2 separate regions of the Mus musculus genome follow, and region 2 is linked to region 1. A link is a loop called in an ENCODE intact Hi-C map of the cell type or tissue named here. Cell type or tissue: heart. All regions are shown on one strand. Links, peaks and the distances in the headings refer to the core of each region. The heading gives the core; the rest is flanking DNA. Region 1 has its middle 35 kb from the start of Gm13790. Region 2 has its middle 14 kb from the start of Gm34722.

Region 1 (9,048 bases), core at 2,173-4,672:
GCAAGGTTTTTTGTTTTTAAAGATTTATTTTATTATTGTACATAAGTACACTGTAGCTGACTACAGACACATCAGAAGAGGGCATCAGATCTCATTACCTATGGTTGTGAGCCACCATGGGGCTGCTGGAATTTGAACTCAGGACCTTCAGAAGAGCAGTCAGTGCTCTTACCAGATGAGCTATCTTGCCAGTCCCAAGACAATGTTTTTATAGCTCAGGGGTAGGAGGTTCCCAAATGGGGGATTTGGTGGGCAAAATAGGAGGGGCTGCAGGAGCCGAACATAACAGATTGGTCATCATAATGACCTCTGGAAACAAAGTTGTGACTACAGAGTGGGCATAGCAAGGCCATCACAACAACCTTTTGAAACAAAGTTAGTGTCTCAAGATGGTTATAAACAACTTACTGAAATAACCCTGGGTTTGACCTTTCCTGGAACAGGCAATAAGGAACCACTTACTTGTACTTAAGGTTACAGGTGGGGAAGAGTCCGATCCTTGAGACACAGGTTTCAACATAAATAGGAATGAGCCTAGTTTGTTTGTTTGGTTTGTTTTTGTTTTGTTTGTTTGTTTGTTTGTTTTTTGAGACAGTGTTTCTCTGTGTAGCCCTGGCTGTCTTGGAACTCACTCTGTAGCCCAGGCTGGCCTCGAACTCAGAAATCTGCCTGCCTCTGCCTCTGCCTCTGCCTCCCAAGTGCTGGGATCAAAGACATGCTCCAACACTGCCTAGTTTGATTTTTAACTAAAAGATGGCTTTTAAGTCTAAGATGGACGCAGGCCGGCTCATCAGAAGTGCAGCTATTTCCTAAATAAGAGTATATGTGATATCATGAAGCATTTATCCAGTACCTACTGTATTCCAGGACCTATTAGAACCTCGAAATTAGTACATACCAAGCAGGAAGGGTCGGTGCCTCCACTGAGGCTCAGAGGAGAAGGGAGCGGTAGATTAAGGCCACAGAGCAATGGAGGTGAATTCTGGCCCAAACCCTCTGGCTGTTCCTAGCATGTGCCAGTTGTCATCCTGTGGACTTGGGAGGAAGTGGCCCAGCCTATCCTTTTTGGAGCCACCTAAGGACTGAGCTCAGATCTATTCCAAGTCAACATCCACAGCCATCAAGCACCTGGGTAGGCCTGGCTCTGACACTTGACCTTGGGGACTGTGGTGGTTTGGATATGCTTGACCCATGGGAAGTGGCCAGTAGGAGATATGGCCTTGTTGGATTAAGTGTGTCACTATGGGGTGAGCTTTGGGGGTCTCCTATGCTCAAGCTCCACCCAGTGTGGAAGGCGGTCTCCTCCTGACTGCCTTCAGATCAAGATGTAGAACTCTCAGCTCCTTCTCCAGCACTGACCTTATAACACACTTGTGCATTCAAACAGGGCATCAGAGCCATGGGGTGGCCTAAATACGCTTGGTCTTGTTGGAATAGGTGTGGCTTTGTTGGAGGAAGTATGTCATCCTGGGGGTGGGCTTAGAGAGGCTCCTTCTGGCTGCCTGCAGAAGACAAGTCTCCTTTTGGATGCCTTCCTGATGCTTTTGAATCAAGATGTAGAACTCTCAGCTCCTTCTCCAGCGCCATTGCCTGCCTGGATGCTGCCATGCTTCCCGCTATGATGATAATGGACTGAACCTCTGAAACGGTAAGCCAGCCTCCAATTAAACATTGTCCTTTTTAAGAGTTGCCTTTGGGGCTGGTGAGATGGCTCAGTGGTTAAGAGCGCCGACTGCTCTTCCGAAGGTCCCGAGTTCAAATCCCAGCAACCACATGGTGCCTCACAACCATCCGTAACGAAATCTGATGCCCTCTTCTGGAGTATCTGAGGACAGCTACAGTGTACTTACATATAATAAATAAATAAATCTTTAAAAAAAAAAAAAGAGTTGCCTTGGTCATGGTCTCTCTTCACAGCAATAAAACCTAAACTAAGACAGGGGCTGTGGGTCCCAGGTAGCCTCTAGCAAGCTAGGAAGCTCATTAGCCTTCTGTGGGTCCATTCCTTGGGTCTGATAAATGACCATCTGCTGTTCTATTTGAAGGGATGGAGGAAGTACCACTTGATACCTTGCTCTGGTGACCAGGAAGCCACATGGTGGGACAAGGTGAGGACCTCAGCATAAGGGTGGGAGCTGGGAAAGGTGGAGGCTTCACAGGGAGACATTCAGAGAATGTATGGAACTGTGAAAGAATGTGAGCTCCTTTCTCCTTCTATGTGGGAGTCTATGTAGGGTCAGGTAGTAGAGGCAGATGCTGGGCTACCCGGGATATAAGCTGTCTTAGTTAGGGTTTTACTGCTGTGAACAGACACCATGACCAAGGCAACTCTTATATTTTTGGTTGTGAGCCTAGCCTTTAACGGCTGAGCCATCTCTCCAGCCCGACCAAGGCAACTCTTATAAAGGACAACATTTAATTGCAGCTGGCTTACAGGGTCAGAGGTTCAGTCTGTTATCATCAAGGTGGAAACATGGCAGCATCTAGGCAGGCATGGCGTCAGAGGAGCTGAGAGTTTTGCATCTTCATCATCTGGAGGCTGCTAGGAGAAGACTGGCCCCCAGGTAACTAAGACAAGGGCATTAAAACCCACACCCATAAGGCCACTCCTACTCTAACAAGACCACACCCACTCCAACAAGACCACACCCACTCCAACAAGGCCACACCTCCCAACAGTGCCACTCCCTGGGCCAAACATATACAAACCATCACACAAGCAGACTTGGCTATAAATCTTGATCTCAGGGTTCTGGGGCTACCTGAAGTGCAAGCCTTGTCTCTCTCGGCCTCAGTCAATGCTTATAATCTTGTCAGAACAATTAGGTAACAAAAACCGGAGCACGAGACCAGGCACAGACGGAGGCTTTCAAGTTGTCTGGTGCAAGGCTCACAGTGCATGCTGTACACATGTCTGGGGAGTTCTGAAGACCTCCGTTTGTTTGTTTGTGCCTGAGAGGTGCCTGGCCACTGACCTGGGAAAGGGTACCAGCCAGCCCAGAGTACCTTCCATGAAGATACCAGGCGCCAGGGGTCAGGAGGCTTGGGGAGTTCCTGTCTGTCTGAGATCCCTGGCTCTGTTCCCCAGTTTGACCCTGCAAGTCTCTCACTCTGGGCCTCTGTCTCTACTTCTCAGCTCATCCCCTGGGCTGTGACTAGTGGAATTGGGGGAGAAGCAAGGATGGGAAAAGGGGCTCAGTGGGGGCTCCTTGAGGCTTCTCTTGAACCTCCCCTAGTCCCAGCTATTGCATTCTTGACCCAATCTTAGTCGTGTGTCCCTCAGGGTGGGGGCGGGGGTGCATCTCAGCCTCCAACTCTGATGGTTCCACTTAGGAAGTTAAACTTCTGACTTTCTGATGGTACAGCTGCTGTCTTCTGGACTGTATTTGATAAACTGTAGGAGAGACTAAAGAGCCCAACCCCCCTTCCTTCAGTACTTCTTCCCCGACCCCTTCCCTCTCAGGGTCAGTGGTGTCTTGAATAGGAATGGACCCCACAGATTCATGTGTTAGAATGCTTGACTCCTAGGGATTGGTGCTACTAGGGGGTGTGGCCTTGTTGGAGGAAGTACGTTACTAGGGGTGGGGCTTTGAGGTCTCAGCTGTTCAAAACTGAAGCCGAGTGGTTCAGTTTCATTTCTGCTGCCTGCAGATCAAGAACTCTCAGCTTGCTGGGCAGTGGTGGTGCACGCATTTAATCCCAGCACTTGGGAGGCAGAGGCAGGAGGATTTCTGAGTTGGAGGCCAGCCTAGTCTACAGAGTGAATTTCAGGACAGCCAGGGCTACACAGAGAAACCCTGTCTCGAAACAAAAACAAACCAAAAACAAACAAAAAGAACTCTCAGCACTATTCTGCCATGCCTCCTGCCATGATGATAATGGACTGGACCTCTGATACTGTAAGCCAGCCCCAATTAAATTTTTTCCTTTATAAGAGTTGTTGTGGTCATGGTGTCTCTTCACAGCAATGAAACCCTAACTAAGACAGGGTCTGTCTTCATTCCATTCCCTGTGGCTGCGATGTTTAAAAATTCCCTGACAGAAGCAATTGTGGTAGTTTGAATGGAGTGTCCCCCACAGTGCTGGGCATTTGAACACTTGGTTCCAGTTGTTGGTACTGTTTGGGGAGGATTAGAAGGCATGGCCTTGTTGGAGGAAGTATGTCATTGGAGGTGGGCTGGGGAATTTAAAGATATGAGCCATTTCTTTTTACATTTTATTTATTTTTATTTACTTATTCATTTATTGTTTTTTTTTTTTTGTTTTTTGTTTTTGTTTTTGTTTTTGTTTTTTTTTTTGAGACAGGGTTTCTCTGTGTAGCCTTGGCTGTCCTGTAACTCAATCTGTAGACCAGGCTGGCCTCGAACTTAGAAGTCCGCCTGCCTCTGCCTCTGCCTCTGCCTCTGCTTCCCAAGTGCTGGTACTAAAGGCATTCACCACCACCGCCCAGCGATGTGAGCCATTTCTAGTTCACTCTTTTTGCTTTGTGCTTTCAGATTCAAGATATGAGATCTGGGTGCCTGCTCCTGGGGCTACGCCTTTGCTTAGGGATGCAAATAGATACCATTCCTGTAATGTCAGGATGCTCTGCATCAGGGACTCTAAAGCCTCTGCAACTGTAAGCACAATTAAGCGTTTTCTTCTGTAAATTGCCTTGGCCATGGTGTTTTATCACAGAAATAGAAAAGTAACAAATAAAGCAACCTAAGGGACAAAGGTTTTATTATTATTATTATTATTATTATTATTATTATTATTTTGTTTTTGGTTTTTCCTGGCTGGCAGTTCAGTACCCCTTCCATCCAAGCAGAGACATCAGGGAATCAGACACTGGAAGCAGCTGGTTATATTGTATCAGTGATCTGAAGGCTAAAAGCAATCAACACCCCCGGCTGCTCATCTCTTCATTCATACCACCCAAGCTCAGAGTCAGGGTGGTTGATCCTATTCTCTGCCCAGAGATCCTTGTCCCAGGTGATTCTAGATTCTGACAGTAACGCTAACCACCTCAGCGTCTCATGTGTACCTCAGACTGGCTTTGAACTTGATCCTCCTGCTTCCTCAGCCTCCCAAGTGCTAAGATTCCAGACATGTACCACCACAGCCAGCTTCACACTTTATCATAAAACTAGGCGTTGTGTTAGATGATGTCACCCACTGTAGGCTGATGTCAATGTTCCGAGCACATTCAAGGTCAGCGAGGCTAAGCTGCAATGTCAGTGTTCGTTCGTGGCAATTAAATACATTTTTGACTTAATGATGTTTTCGTCTTATGATCGACCGACTGGGACTGTGGTTCTATAACTAAATCAAGGAAAGATGAACTTGTCCTGTATTACCTCCACTGCTCAGCTGGATAAACTGAGGCTCAAAGAGAGAAGGCAATAAAAATGGCCACAAGAAGGAAGTATTGGGTCAAGACTTGAGCCCAGGCCTGCTTGGCCTGTGTGTGTGTGTGTGTGTGTGTGTGTGTGTGTATGGTCAGCATTAAGTGTCTTCCTTGGTTATTCTCTGGCATATATTCTGAAACAGGGCCTCTCACTGAACCTAACAGACTTCTATCCAGCAACCAGAAAACTCCAGGGATCCCCTCTGTCTCCATGCCTCTACTTTTGCAGAGTACCACCACACCTGGCTTTTACACCCAGCAAGCCCTTCACTGACTGAGCCATCTCCCCGGCCCCTTTTCTTTTGTTGTCTGAGGAAGGGTCTCACTGTGTAGCCCAGACTTACCTGCATCTTGAGATCTTCCGCTTTGACCCCTGAGTACCGAGATGAAGGCAAATCTTAGGTTGCCCTTGAATTTGAAATTATCCTTGGAACAGGCGTAGACAAGCTGCTTTTAATAAGAAATGAAACATCTAATTTTCAGTTGGGTTCATAAACCTGCAGGTGTATGGCTAAGTCCTTGTCCTAAACTGGGTCATCTTGAGTTTCTAGGAAGAGCCTGACTTGATAATAAGGACAGACCACCCTGTCGGTTATACCTCTTGTCCCCTCTCCAGTTCTATTTAAACCTAAGGCTCACATCAGCATCCTTAAGATGGAGCTGAGGTCACTGAGCCCTATGCCACCCCTCCTCCCAGTGTGGCCACAATGAATGAACCCTTCTTTTCACCGTTGCTTGGCTGTTGGGTTGGCATACTGTGGGAGGTTGCTGAGCCTAACTTGTTAGAGCTGCTGGGACACAGGCACCTTATCCTCCTGCCTCAGCCTTCCAAACGTTGAGATTACAGTGTTGCCTGTCCTTTCTGCCTCAATCTCCTGTCTGGCTTAGAGAGAGGTTGGGGGATCCTCCCCGATTCCATAAGTCCCCAGTTCCTCTCTTCCTCCCTGCCCTTCCTCCATCCTGCCCAGAGCAATCAATTTCTTCAGATATAATTTGGGATTCTAATGAACGGAGTGATTTGGCATTTAAATAATTATCCACTCTCTAACTGTTAGCGCTGCTGAGTCTGGAGAAATTTCCGCATCTTATTTATGAATATGGTTTCTCCCCCCTCATGGGGTGGAGGTTTCCCAGCCTGCCCCTTGCTGGGTACCTCCTCTTTTAAATGCCTTTTCAGCCCTTGCTTCCAGCAGGGCCCCCCACACCAACCCCTGAGAGCCTATTAACAAGTTCTCCCTTCCGGCTCTCCGCTCCTGTTCCCGCCCCTTTTATCTTTACATTTCAATATCATTACAAATCCTAGTGTTATTCAAATTGCATCAATTATTCAATTTCTCCTCCCAGAGTGCAGGCGGTGGCTTTCCCAGTGGCTGAGCAGGAAAAAGCAAAAGGCTTTGAGGGAGGGTTAGAAAGTCACTGGGGAATCGGCTCTGTTCCATTAACCTGGGCTTTTGGCTTCCATAAACCGTGGAGTTGATCAACACACCCATGGTTTCCATTTGGGCGCAGGAGAAGGTCTGCTGCTGAGAAACCTAAGGGATGGGCTCGGAGATAAAATGGTCTGGCTGTTCCCACATCCTCTGAGCTTCCTGAGCTCCTGCTGTAAGACTTGGTAGGCAATTATTGAGCACTTACTGTATGTCAGGCTTTTTACAGTTTTGGAAGGTCAGGGCGAGCTGCGGTGCACACTTCTATTGTAATTCCTTCTTCTTGTTTTATGTAGAGGGAAACTGAGGCTGCGTGGAGGGCGTTGTGGTTGCCAGCTTGGTGTTAACACCGGTTTTGTCTCCAGAGCCTGGGCTGTCAGTCATGACACCTTCCAGGTTTGGGTTCATTTGTTCCAGACTCGAATGAGAAACTGTTTACCCCTCGTTCTTGGGAGAGTGTCCGTTTTCCTCAAGGTCCGGATGGCCTCTCTAGTGGCTGACCCTCTAGTTGTCTCTACAATTGAGAGGATGAAGAGGCAAAGGTGCGGCATGGGGGTGGGGGAACCTTTGGTGGGCCGCTAAGAAATCACACCACAAAACAGATCTCGTGTAAGAAGAGGGAGAGTGAAAGGCTGTCTCAGAGAGGGGACAAGAGGGAGAGCTAGAGACAGAGAGACCGGGGACAGAGAGAACAAGCAAACCAGAGAGAGACAGACAAAAAGATAGACAGAGAGAGATAGAGAGACACAGAGACGGGAGACAGAGAGAACAAGCAAACCAGAGAGACAGACAGAGATAGAAAGAGAAAGAGACAAAGAGACAGACAGAGAGACAGGACAGAGAAAACAAGCAAAACAGAAAGACACAGAGACACAGAGAAACAGAGAGGCAGACACAGAGAGACGGAGAAAGAGATGGGGGACAGAGAGAACGAGCAAGCCAGAGAGAGAGAGAGAGAGGGAGAGAGAGAGAGCGCCACACCTGGCACACCTGTTGCACCGGGCAGCAGTGATGGTGATGACGTAAGCTGCTGCTAGGTCCCCGAGGGTAGGCTGGTGGAAATGCCTGGTTGCTAACAATAATGGTCCTATTTCCTCTGCGCTGGCTGCCAGGAAACTCTCAGCCCACGTACACAGGCAGTTACCTTCCTCTCATTCTCAGCATCTCATCCAAGCGCCTTCTGCTTTAGTATCTTGGTAAATATTTGAAAAGCACTTGGGGACTTTATGAAATGAGTTCAGTTATAAGTGCCTTTAAAAAAAGAAAGAAAGAAAGAAAAAGAAAGAAAAGTAAAAGAAAAAGGAAGGAAGGAAGGAAGGAAGGAAGGAAGAAAGAAAGAAAGAAAGAAAGAAAGAAAGAAAGGAAGGAAGGAAGGAAGGAAGGAAGAAAGGAAGAAAGAAAGAAAGGAAGGAAGAATGAAAGAAAAGCCCTGGCATGGGCCCATGGGACAGCTCGCAGGTAAAGGTGCTTGCCCCCAAGCCTGATAACCTGAATTTGATCCCCGGAAGCCACATGGGAAGGGTAAAAGTTATCCTCTGACTGCTGCACACATGAGCATGTGTCCTTGTACGTGTGCACACTCCAAATGAATAGATGTAAAAACATTTTTAGAGGGTTGCTATTAGCCAGACATGACATCACATTTCCCAGCGCTAAGACTGAGCCGCAAGAAGGCTAAAAGACTTGTCCAATGACACACAGTAAGAGGAGAGACCAAGGTGGGGACATAGCCCGCAGGCCTGCAGAGACCTCTTCCCTATCCTAGGGAGTGGGCCCTTCCCCAACCTTTATTCCCATTCCCCATCCCCCACCCCCTCGCCACTGTAGGGAGACTACCATGGAAGGAAGGAGTGTATCCCAGCTAGTACACAGGGATCCTAACACACAGATCCCCCATCGACAGTATGCAGTTTCCCTGCTGAATACAGTTGGGCTGGCCTTGGATCATTCCTTTTTCTGCTCATTTTAGAAATCTACTGTCATGTGATCCTGTCCCTATCTCTGGGTCACAGTTGCCATCCTAGCCCCCTCTCCCCAAGGTACAGACCCCAGGGAATTGTATCACTAGGTTCCTAGGGTTTCCTGATGCCCAGGAGGGGAAGAAAGCAGAAGCCTGAGAGACCACAAGGCTGTCACACACACACACACACACACACACACACACACACACACATACACACACACACACACACACACACACACACACACATACACACACACACATACACACAC
Region 2 (9,048 bases), core at 2,263-4,762, 50 kb after region 1:
CCAACAGCCTCTCCTGGGCTCTCTTCTAGGACCCCAGCCCTGCCACTCAGGGCCAAGCCTCAGCGGCTCTCTTTGATCCCGGCATGCCTTCAAAACCAGGACCACCTGGTGACTCTTACAGTACCAAGGCCAGTGTAAGGTACAGCCCTGTCCATCTCTGGAATACAGCTTTTGTATGCTGACCTTCAAGAAACTTTTCAGAATATTTCACCCCAGTGATGCTGGTCTCTTGTTGATCACAGCTAGTTTCTTAGCTCCAGTTGACCAGCATCGAGTGTCCCAGCAACTCGAAGGTTATACTTTATTGGTGCTGGTCTCTTGTTAATCGCAGCTAATTCTTCAGCCCCAGCTGACCAGAACCACAAATTCTCAGTTCAAAATAGCAAATGGGCCTCAATAGCCTTTGCTTCCCTCTGAAACCTCACAGGCCAGGCCTGCATTGTCTGCACTGCTCATCTTCCAGGCTCCCCCAGAGCAGCTCACCGAGCTCTCAACACTCAACGGCTTTTCTAACCCCAAATCCCAAAGTTCTTACACAATCTCCCCCCAAAACAAGGTCAGGTCTGTCATCAATTTACCTTTGTCAGGGCTACTATTGCTATGACAAACACCATGACCAAAACGACTTGGGAGGGACAAAGTTTATTTGGCTTACACTTCCACACTGTAGTCCATTATTGAAGGAAGTCAAACCAGGAAGTCAAACAGGACAGGAACCTGGAGGAGGGAGCTGATGCAGAGGCCATGGAGGGGTGATGCTTACTAGCTTGCTCTCCATGGCTTGCTCAGCTTGCTTTCTTATAGAACCCAGGACCACCTGCCCTGGGCTGGCCCCACCCACAATGGGCTGACCCCACCCACAGTGGGCAGGGGCTGACCCATCAATCACTAACAGGCTTGCTTACAACCTGATCTTATGGAGGCATTTTCTCAATTGGTGTTCTCTCTTATCAGATATCTCTAGCTTGTGTCAAATTGATGTAAAATTAGCCAGCGCAGTGCCACATCCAGGGGGTCTTAAGGGCTCAATACCTTCTGTCAGGCCGATATGAAGCCCTGATGTGAAGCGATCCAGGAACTGCTGCTGAGGTAGAAACCACAGGTTAGAGACCGCTTCCATCCTGCTCTGCGTCTGGCAGGCTGGGCCACCTCACCCCTCCGAGGGTCAAATTCTCTCTTCTGCAGCTTGAGGAACAGTTCTGACTTGTCCAAGTGTCAGGAGACAACGTGCATGAAGCAGACACATAGCAGTGTCCAACATATGAGCAGCTGTCTCACCTGAGACCTGAGCCTGGTCCTGACTCCAGCCCTGCTGGAGTCTGGTCCCAGACATCCAACCCAGGATGGGCTAGAGTCTATGATCCCCCTGCCTCAGCCTCCCCAGTGCTAGGATTCCAAGTGTGTGTCACCATACCCAACAGGTGGCTTTTATTGCACTAGATTAAAAAAGATTGCATTTATTATTCAGTATATATGAATATATGAACGGTAGATGTGTCTGTATAATGTGGGAGTAGTTCTGTGCATACCACTATGTGTGTGTGTGTGTGTGTGTGTGTGTGTGTGTGTGTATAGGTTAACAGACACTTTTTAGGAGTTGGTTCTCTTTCCATGCAGGTTCTGAGATTGAACTCAGGTTCCCAGGCTTCACCGCAAACTCCTTTACCCACTGTATCACCTTGTGGACCCTACATGGGACTTTGTAACTATCCAGACCTGTACTTTCCCAGGGCCAGCCCTCGGCTGAGCTCTGACTGGTGGGTGCCATGCAGAACAGGGTGCAATGAATACCCCAGGATTTACCCCAGAAGGGCCTTCGCTGGCCTGGTGCCCTTGGAGCTCTTTCAGTCCCAAGGATGCTGGGGGAGAGGAAGCCACAGGGCGTATGAGAGAACACTGCCCTTCAGACCACCCTAAGCTCACCCATTCCAACAGCTAGAAGCTGCTTTGGGGGGTCTAGGTGCAGGCTCAGGGCAGTGGGGTTCCAGAGCCAACAGGGTGGCCACCTCGGGCGAGGGAAACCACTTCCTGACTCCCCCTCCCTCCCTTCTTTCTTCCCTTCATTATCTCCATGTTCATTCCGGAACCTCAAGCAATTATCACAGGCCACACACCTGACTTGTGGGTGGGACAGAAGTGAACAAGGTGTTAGCTGCCTGCCCTTGGCTGCTGAGACAGTGGGACTGATGTATCCCCACAAAGAATGGCAGGACCGAGAGGAGGAGAGCCATGGGGAGGACCTCTGGGAAGGGAAGGACTGCTGGGAAGGCAGGAGGACCGATAGAAAGGCTCTGAGCCCTGGGCTAGCCAGGCGAACAGGACCCAGGGGACGGGGTGGGGGGCTATTTCAACCCTGCTCCATCTTTCTACACACCCTATGTGATTCACGCAGCAGCCAAGAGAGTCCTCATTGTCATCTCCTGTTCTGGGATGAATCTTTCTTGTAGGCAAACCAGGGGTAGGGGCAGAGGCCCGCAATTACTTCATCAAGGGTCTTTCCTGCATGTCTTTGGGTTTTACTGCTGTGAACAGACACCATAGCCAAGGCAAGTCTTATAAAAAACAACATTTAATTGGGGCTGGCTTACAGGCTCAGAGGTTAAGTCCATTATCATCAAGGTGAGAGCATGGCAGTATCCAGGCAGGCATGGCACAGGCAGAGCTGAGAGTTCTACGTCTTCATCCAAAGGCTGCTAGTGGAAGACTGACTTCCAGGCAACTAGGGTGAGGATCTTCTGCCCACACCCACAGTGACACACCTACTCCAACCAGGTCACACCTATTCCAACAAGGCCACACCTCCAAATGGTGCCACTCCCTGGTCCAAGAATATACAAACCATCACACTGCACTACCTCCACTGTGACAGCCTGGCCCAAGGGGGTCATGGAGCAGGTAAAGTGAATGATGGCTCAGGCACCGGACCAAACACCCCCACACACCCTGCTATACACAGCCACCCCGTAAGCTGGTTCACCATCTAACTCCATGTCTAAGATGAAGAATCATGTTCAGCCAGGCACTTGGGAGCTGAGGCAGGGGGTTTGCTACGAATTCAAGGCCAACCTGGGATGCATAGAAGGCCTACATGTCTGGATAGTTACAAAAGTCCCGGGTAGGGTCCACAAGGTGGTAGCCCCCTCAAAAAAGAACCAAAATAAAGATGAAGAATGGTTGGAGACTCAGAAGGCACAGTTTGCCCAGTGTCTCTCAGCCAGCTCATGGGAGAGCTGAGCTTTGAGCCCGAGTCCATCTGAGCCTTTTTTTTTCTTGTCCACTGTCCGGGCTGCAAGATGGGGAAGGAGGGCGGTGGAAAACAGGGCCCCTCAGCGCTCCTTGAGAGAAAGCAGGTCCCAGGGGGACAGTACCCTAGCTGCTCCATAAATAACCAGGTCCCTGGGCCCTGGCGGCAGTGGCTCTGTGTGTAATACAAACAGCTCTAATCCCCTGTCAGTTAAGCTGGATATCAGAGGAGACAAGCTTCCGAGCGGGGAGGCCTAATTGAATGGAATTGAAAAGGCAGAATGGGGGGCGGGGCCTGGGAGGAGGGACGGGAGCGTGCAGTGGCCTGGCGCAGCTGGCTGGGGCTCCGTGGCCAGTGAGGCCTCATTCCAGCCTCCCCCCCCCACCTCCCCCAGGCAGGGAGCCAGGCTGGGGGCGGGGTGGGGTGTCGATGGGGTCGGTGGGGGGGGGGCCCAAGCCAGGATGCCCCGCCCCTTTCTCTGCTGGCTCTGCCGTTTTTTTTTCTCTCTCTCTCTCTCTCGCGCGCGCTGACCCTTTCTCTGCTTCGTCTGTTATCTCAAATAATGTCACTGCCTCTTTACAATCTATTCATCAGAGCAGAAAGAAGCCAATACTGACAATGATAAAAAAAAAAAAAAAAAAAATCTGTGCCTCCCGGGGACAGAGCAAGCTCGGTTCCAACCGCTGGCGCCCTGCTGGCCTGCCATTTCACCGCGCCTGGGTAATCAGATTCCACAGGGCAGTCCTCCCACCCCAGGCCCCCAGAGTCCTCCCTAGGGCTCCTCTCCCAAGGAGGACTCACCCTGGGGACCTTTCAGCTCACAGAGAGCTTTGGCCTGGTCTTTAAAAAAATTTTTTTATCTTTTCTTAAATTGGTTTTTCATTCTTTCTTAGTATTTTAAAAACGGAAATGTACCATAACAGCCAGTTTTTTGGAATCTCATTTTCAAACCAGATGTGACAGGAATGGTGGTGGATGTCTGTAATCGCAGCATTTGGAGGATGGAGGCAGAAAGATGGGAAGTTCAAGGTCATCCGCAGCTATGTGGTGAACTGGAGGTCAGCCTGGGCTATATGGAACCCTGTATAATATATATGAGACATAGATAGATAGATAGATAGATAGATAGATAGATAGATAGATAGATAGACAGACAGACAGACAGATAAACTAAATAGAGGGCTGGGGCCAGAGCTGAGGGCCCGAGTTCCATATCTGCACCTGACCTAACAGAAAGGCTTGAACAGCTCTACCCCTCCTCCAGGGCAGCAGCTGGCTGGGGCTAGGCCCAGGCAGTGCCCGTTACAACCCTGCCCCAGCTGGGCTGGAGGTTGGTAAGGGTGAGGCATAAGAGCAGGGACTTCTCAGGGGTGCCAGAAGCTATGAAAACCAAGGCCAGGCCACAGGACTGGACACCACAGCCTCAGAAACAGTAAGGAGACCAGCGCCCATGGAAGGCACGCCACTCTCTTGTGCCATGGGGCGGCACAGAAAGCAGCTCTCTGAACATCGCTCTCTGAAGAGCTCTTTGTGAGACAGGTGGGAAGTCCTGAACTTAGTGTCTGTCTCAGATACGTCAGACCCAAAAAGCCATGTGGCTCCGGCATCTGGGGAGCCCTCAGACCTTGGGGTTGGCTCTGGAGAGCTCAGAGGGTCACTATGCAGGGACAAAGGCCTAGCCGAGCAGAGGTTATTATCTCAGCGGTCAAGCAGGGCTATGTTAGCCTCTGCCCTTTTCTCCAGCCCTTAGGTCTGCCAGGGCTCTATCCAGTGTCTGCAGTCCTTTAGGAAGCCTGGGCTCACATCCCAGCTTATTGCAAACATACTGTGTCTAGGGCGGGGGCGGAGGGGGGGCGGCAGGGGCGGGGCACTTCCCAGCTCTGTGCCTCAGTGTCTCCATCTACAGTGTGGATCCTTGTGGCTCTGTTGGAGAGTCTTGGTGGACTCTCCTCTTTGACAAGGCAGGTGGCTGGCGACCCCAACCTAGAGGGCCAGGTGTGAGGGCTGCCAAGGACAGGCCAGCCCATGTGCTGAAGCACCCCACCCCCACCCTGTGGGGTCACAGGGGGCGTGGAACAGATGTGTTGTCTTGGCAACAGATGGCAGGTGCACAGGCCCAGGAAGCCGCTTCCTCCAAGGTCAAGTCCTCTAACTCCCAGAGCCCGGGCGATCTGGTGCGCAGGCACTGTGGTTGGGGCGCAGTGTCCAGCTCAACACAGCCAGGCCTGCCCTGCTGCCAGCCACCTAGAAGAGCAGAAAGGCAGCTCTTTCTGCCTCTCTTCCTTGAACCCAGACTTCCTCTCCAAATCAGAGAATGAAGGGTGAAGTCTCCCTGGCTTCGGCCTCCTCTGTCGCCAGGTTTGAAGCCTGGATCTGCAGACCTGAGAGCTCTCAGGTGACCTCTCTGAGCCTCAGTTCCCCGCTGTAGGAACAGTAGCAGTCCTGCTTCCTGGATGTTCCGGCCACAGGTGAGATGGGCAGAGGAGCCAACAGCACCAACAAGGAGGTGGCTTGGTTAAAGTCCTATGACCGGCAGGGGCTGCTGGTCCGTGAGATAACGGCAGATCAACTCTTGAGTACGGGGAATTCGAAGGATATCTATCAGTGGGAGGGGTAAAGAAGACAGGAGGACCAAGGTCTTAACAGTGAAAAGACACAGTTTCTATGGATAAGGAGACAGAGATCCAGAGAAGGCAATATACCAGTTTCCAGTCACACAGCAAGCTGTCGCTCCCGGCCTCATCCACTGGCCACTTCTCTCAGGACATCCCATCTACCCGCGGGAGGCCAGAGCATCTCAGAATGCACACTGTGCCTGGAGTCCAGAGACCTGAGGACTTCAGCCCTGATCCTGTGACTTAGAGCAGGGTCTTCCCTTCTGGGCTTCAGTTTCCTCAGAAATAAACTGGGGCTCATGTATGTTCTTCATGGGCTTGGAATGAATGGAGAAAATGAAGAGCCAGAGTGTCCTGGAGGGCTGGACAGCCCTGGTCGCCTCTCTGAGGCCTGGTCAAGTTCCCTGCACACAGTAGGTGTGAGGCCTGGCCTAGCTCCCTGCACACAGTAGGTGTGTGGCCTGGCCTACCTCCCTGCACACAGTAGGTGTGTGGCCTGGCCTACCTCCCTGCACACAGTAGGTGTGGGGACCTGGCCCAGCTCCCTGCACACAGTAGGTATGCTCATGACACGGGGTGGAGCCTGCTCACTCTAGCCCATGAAGGGAAGTAGCACCTTTCTCTGGAAGAAAGAGGAAGCCATAGGGATCTTGGGAGGCCTGGGAGTAGCCTGGGGAAATGCTGCTTCAGCCTACACATCATGAAAAGGCCCCTGAATGGCTTCCAAGTCATCTGAACTTCACAGTGAGAGGGCATGAGGGATCAGGCAGAGCTTGGCCCAGAACAGGCTCACACATCTCATCCCTGGGTACAAGCTGGCTCTATTAACTGATGTATTCAGGCCTCCCTGACCCTCCCTTATACAAGGAGGGAGCTGGGAGGGCTTGGGAGGGGAGGAAGTCCCTTCCTCTCTCTTGTGCTGTGACCCCTTTGTAGGGCCCCAAGAGGATCCAGCCGCCAGAGGCGGGGCCCATCCCCGTTATCTGACATCTCATTCATCACACAGGTCTATGGTGAGGAAGAAATAAATGAGACAGAAAACTCAGATTTGACTAGATGCGAGGACTCAGCAGCCCTGGGCCTCGGGCCTCTGTGGAATCTCCGAGAGCACAGCGAGGGCCTGGCACAGCTGCCTCGCATCCTGAAACAAGCTCTGGTCAAAATCAGCCAGGCTGGCAGTGCTCGGATCCAAGCCGGTTGCCCAGCCTGTCTGAGGGCACACCTGCCCGGCTGCCTCTCTGTGAAATGGAAGAATTATTCTGCCACTACCCAAGATGCTCTGCAGCTAGAAGCTTGAGGCCCAATGTCGTGTGCGAGCAAATCCAACATTAGCTGGCAAACCAAACAGCCCGGCTTGGTGGTGCACTCCTTTAATCCCAGCACCTGGGATGCAGAGGCAGGCAGATTTCTGAGTTCGAGGCCAGCCTGGTCTACAAAGTGAGTTCCAGGACAGCCAGAGCTACACAGAGAAACCCTGTCTCGAAAAACCAAAAACCAAACCAAACCAAACCAAACCAACCAACCAAACAAACAAACAAAAAAAACTCCAAACCAACCAAACAAACAAAAAAAGATTTATTTATTATATATAAGTACACTGTAGCTGTCTTCAGACACACCAGAAGAGGGCATCAGATCCCATTACAGATAGTTGTGAGCCACCATGTGGTTGCTGGGAATTGAACTCAGGACTTTCAGAAGTACAGTCAGCGCTCTTAACCGCTGAGCCATCTCTCCAGCCTGCTCTCACACATTTCTTTCTTTTTTGTTTTTTTTGAGACAGGGTTTCTCTGTGTAGCTCTGGGTGTCCTGGAACTCACTCTGTATGTAGACCAGGCTGGCCTTGAACTCAGAAATCTAACTGCCTCTATCTCTCAAGTGCTGAGATCAAAGGCATGTGCCACCACTGCCCGGTGGAACTCACGTTTCTAGTGGCAGTCTCAGAGCCAAGAGCCCAGGCTAGAACCAGAGGTCCCAGCTGCAGAAGTGGCTCTCCACTCCTCACTGGAAGACATGAGCTAGGAGCCAGGTGGCCAGGAAAGGAGCGACTTTTCTGGGAGCTAGGGATGAAGTGAGCTGGATCAGGTGACCCAGGACAAAACCGGAGGGCAGAGTGGGCACAAGGAAGTTGGCAGGCCAGCCAGAGCCCACACCAAATGCTGCCCCATGGCACCAGAAGAGCAAAGCTTCACAGAGGAGAAGACACCAGCTCCCATCTGGTACATCTGCATCCTGCCTCCCCATGGGAGGCCCTGCTGTGCACTGGAGGCTGTGCTGGGTGCTGTAAGGGCCCCAGGGGTGGTAGTGGCAGAGGGTGCCAGGCTGTGTCAGAGCAGAGAAGTTGAGGGTGGGATGGGGGTGAAGCTGGGCGGCACTAGCAAGTTTTCCAACAGTGGATAGAAGAGCATCTCTGACCGGCAAGGCTAGGGTTTTAATCAGCACCACGGGATGCTGATGTTTCTGGGAAACACCTTGCCGTTATTCAGAACAAGACTGCAGTGAGCATTGACTGAGCACCCACGGTGTAGCCAGCATAGCACCAAGGGTTGCTGTGTGTTCTCTCGCTTGATCTTCATATGCAGTCTGAATGTGACTCTGTTCACCTCACTCTCTAAGAGAAAGCCTGCCAAGGTGACTTGGCCCAAGGCCGCAAGGCCACAAGGGTGAAAGAGCTGGAATGGAGCCTGCTCGGAGCTGAGCTCAGCCACCAGGTTGGCGTGGCAGAGGTGACCTTGAGGTCCTCTGACTTAGTGACCTCAGGCCTGAGCATACACTGGAATCACCCAGGAGCTTAAAGAAGCTACCAGTGGGCCAGCAAGATGGCTCTGCTGGTAAAGGCGCTGGCTGCCGGGTCTGATGGCTTGAGTTCAATCAGCAGAGCTGGCCCACCCAAGATGTTCTTTTGTTTCACACACACACACACACACACACACACACACACACACACACACACACACACGTAAAAGAAAGGGAAAAGGTATATCCCTCAGTGACGGCGTCCCACCCGGAGCAAGGGCTGAACGTCCAAGGCAGACAGGGCACGGCGCTCCTGGGTCTTTGTTCTGGGATGACCAAGAACAGCCAGTGTCAGCGCTGTGTGAGCACTCATAGCAATCGTGGCTGCAAAGGTCTCTCAGACATAGGTATGGTGGCAACGGGTGCGCAGGGGTGTGTGTGTGGCCACAACGG

The links. A loop is a pair of places that touch in the nucleus more often than their neighbours do. Peaks named below come from ENCODE experiments on the same cell type or tissue, not always from the same donor. Only the 100,000 strongest peaks of a DNase experiment are listed, where the experiment ranks them.
Region 2: it touches region 1 in a loop (2.1-fold over the local background); 2 of 42 quality-filtered maps call a loop at or near these places.

What each region holds. Positions count from the first base shown.
Region 1 is chr5:114,511,759-114,520,806 of GRCm38, reverse strand. No RefSeq gene overlaps it. Among named protein-coding and RNA genes, the nearest start is that of Gm13790, 35 kb to the left of the region's middle. In heart, for the core only: no CTCF peak of the experiment used is centred there; no DNase peak of the experiment used is centred there.
Region 2 is chr5:114,462,112-114,471,159 of GRCm38, reverse strand. No RefSeq gene overlaps it. Among named protein-coding and RNA genes, the nearest start is that of Gm34722, 14 kb to the left of the region's middle. In heart, for the core only: no CTCF peak of the experiment used is centred there; a DNase peak (open chromatin) is centred at 3,539; H3K4me3 peaks cover 1,413 bases; H3K27ac peaks cover 2,056 bases.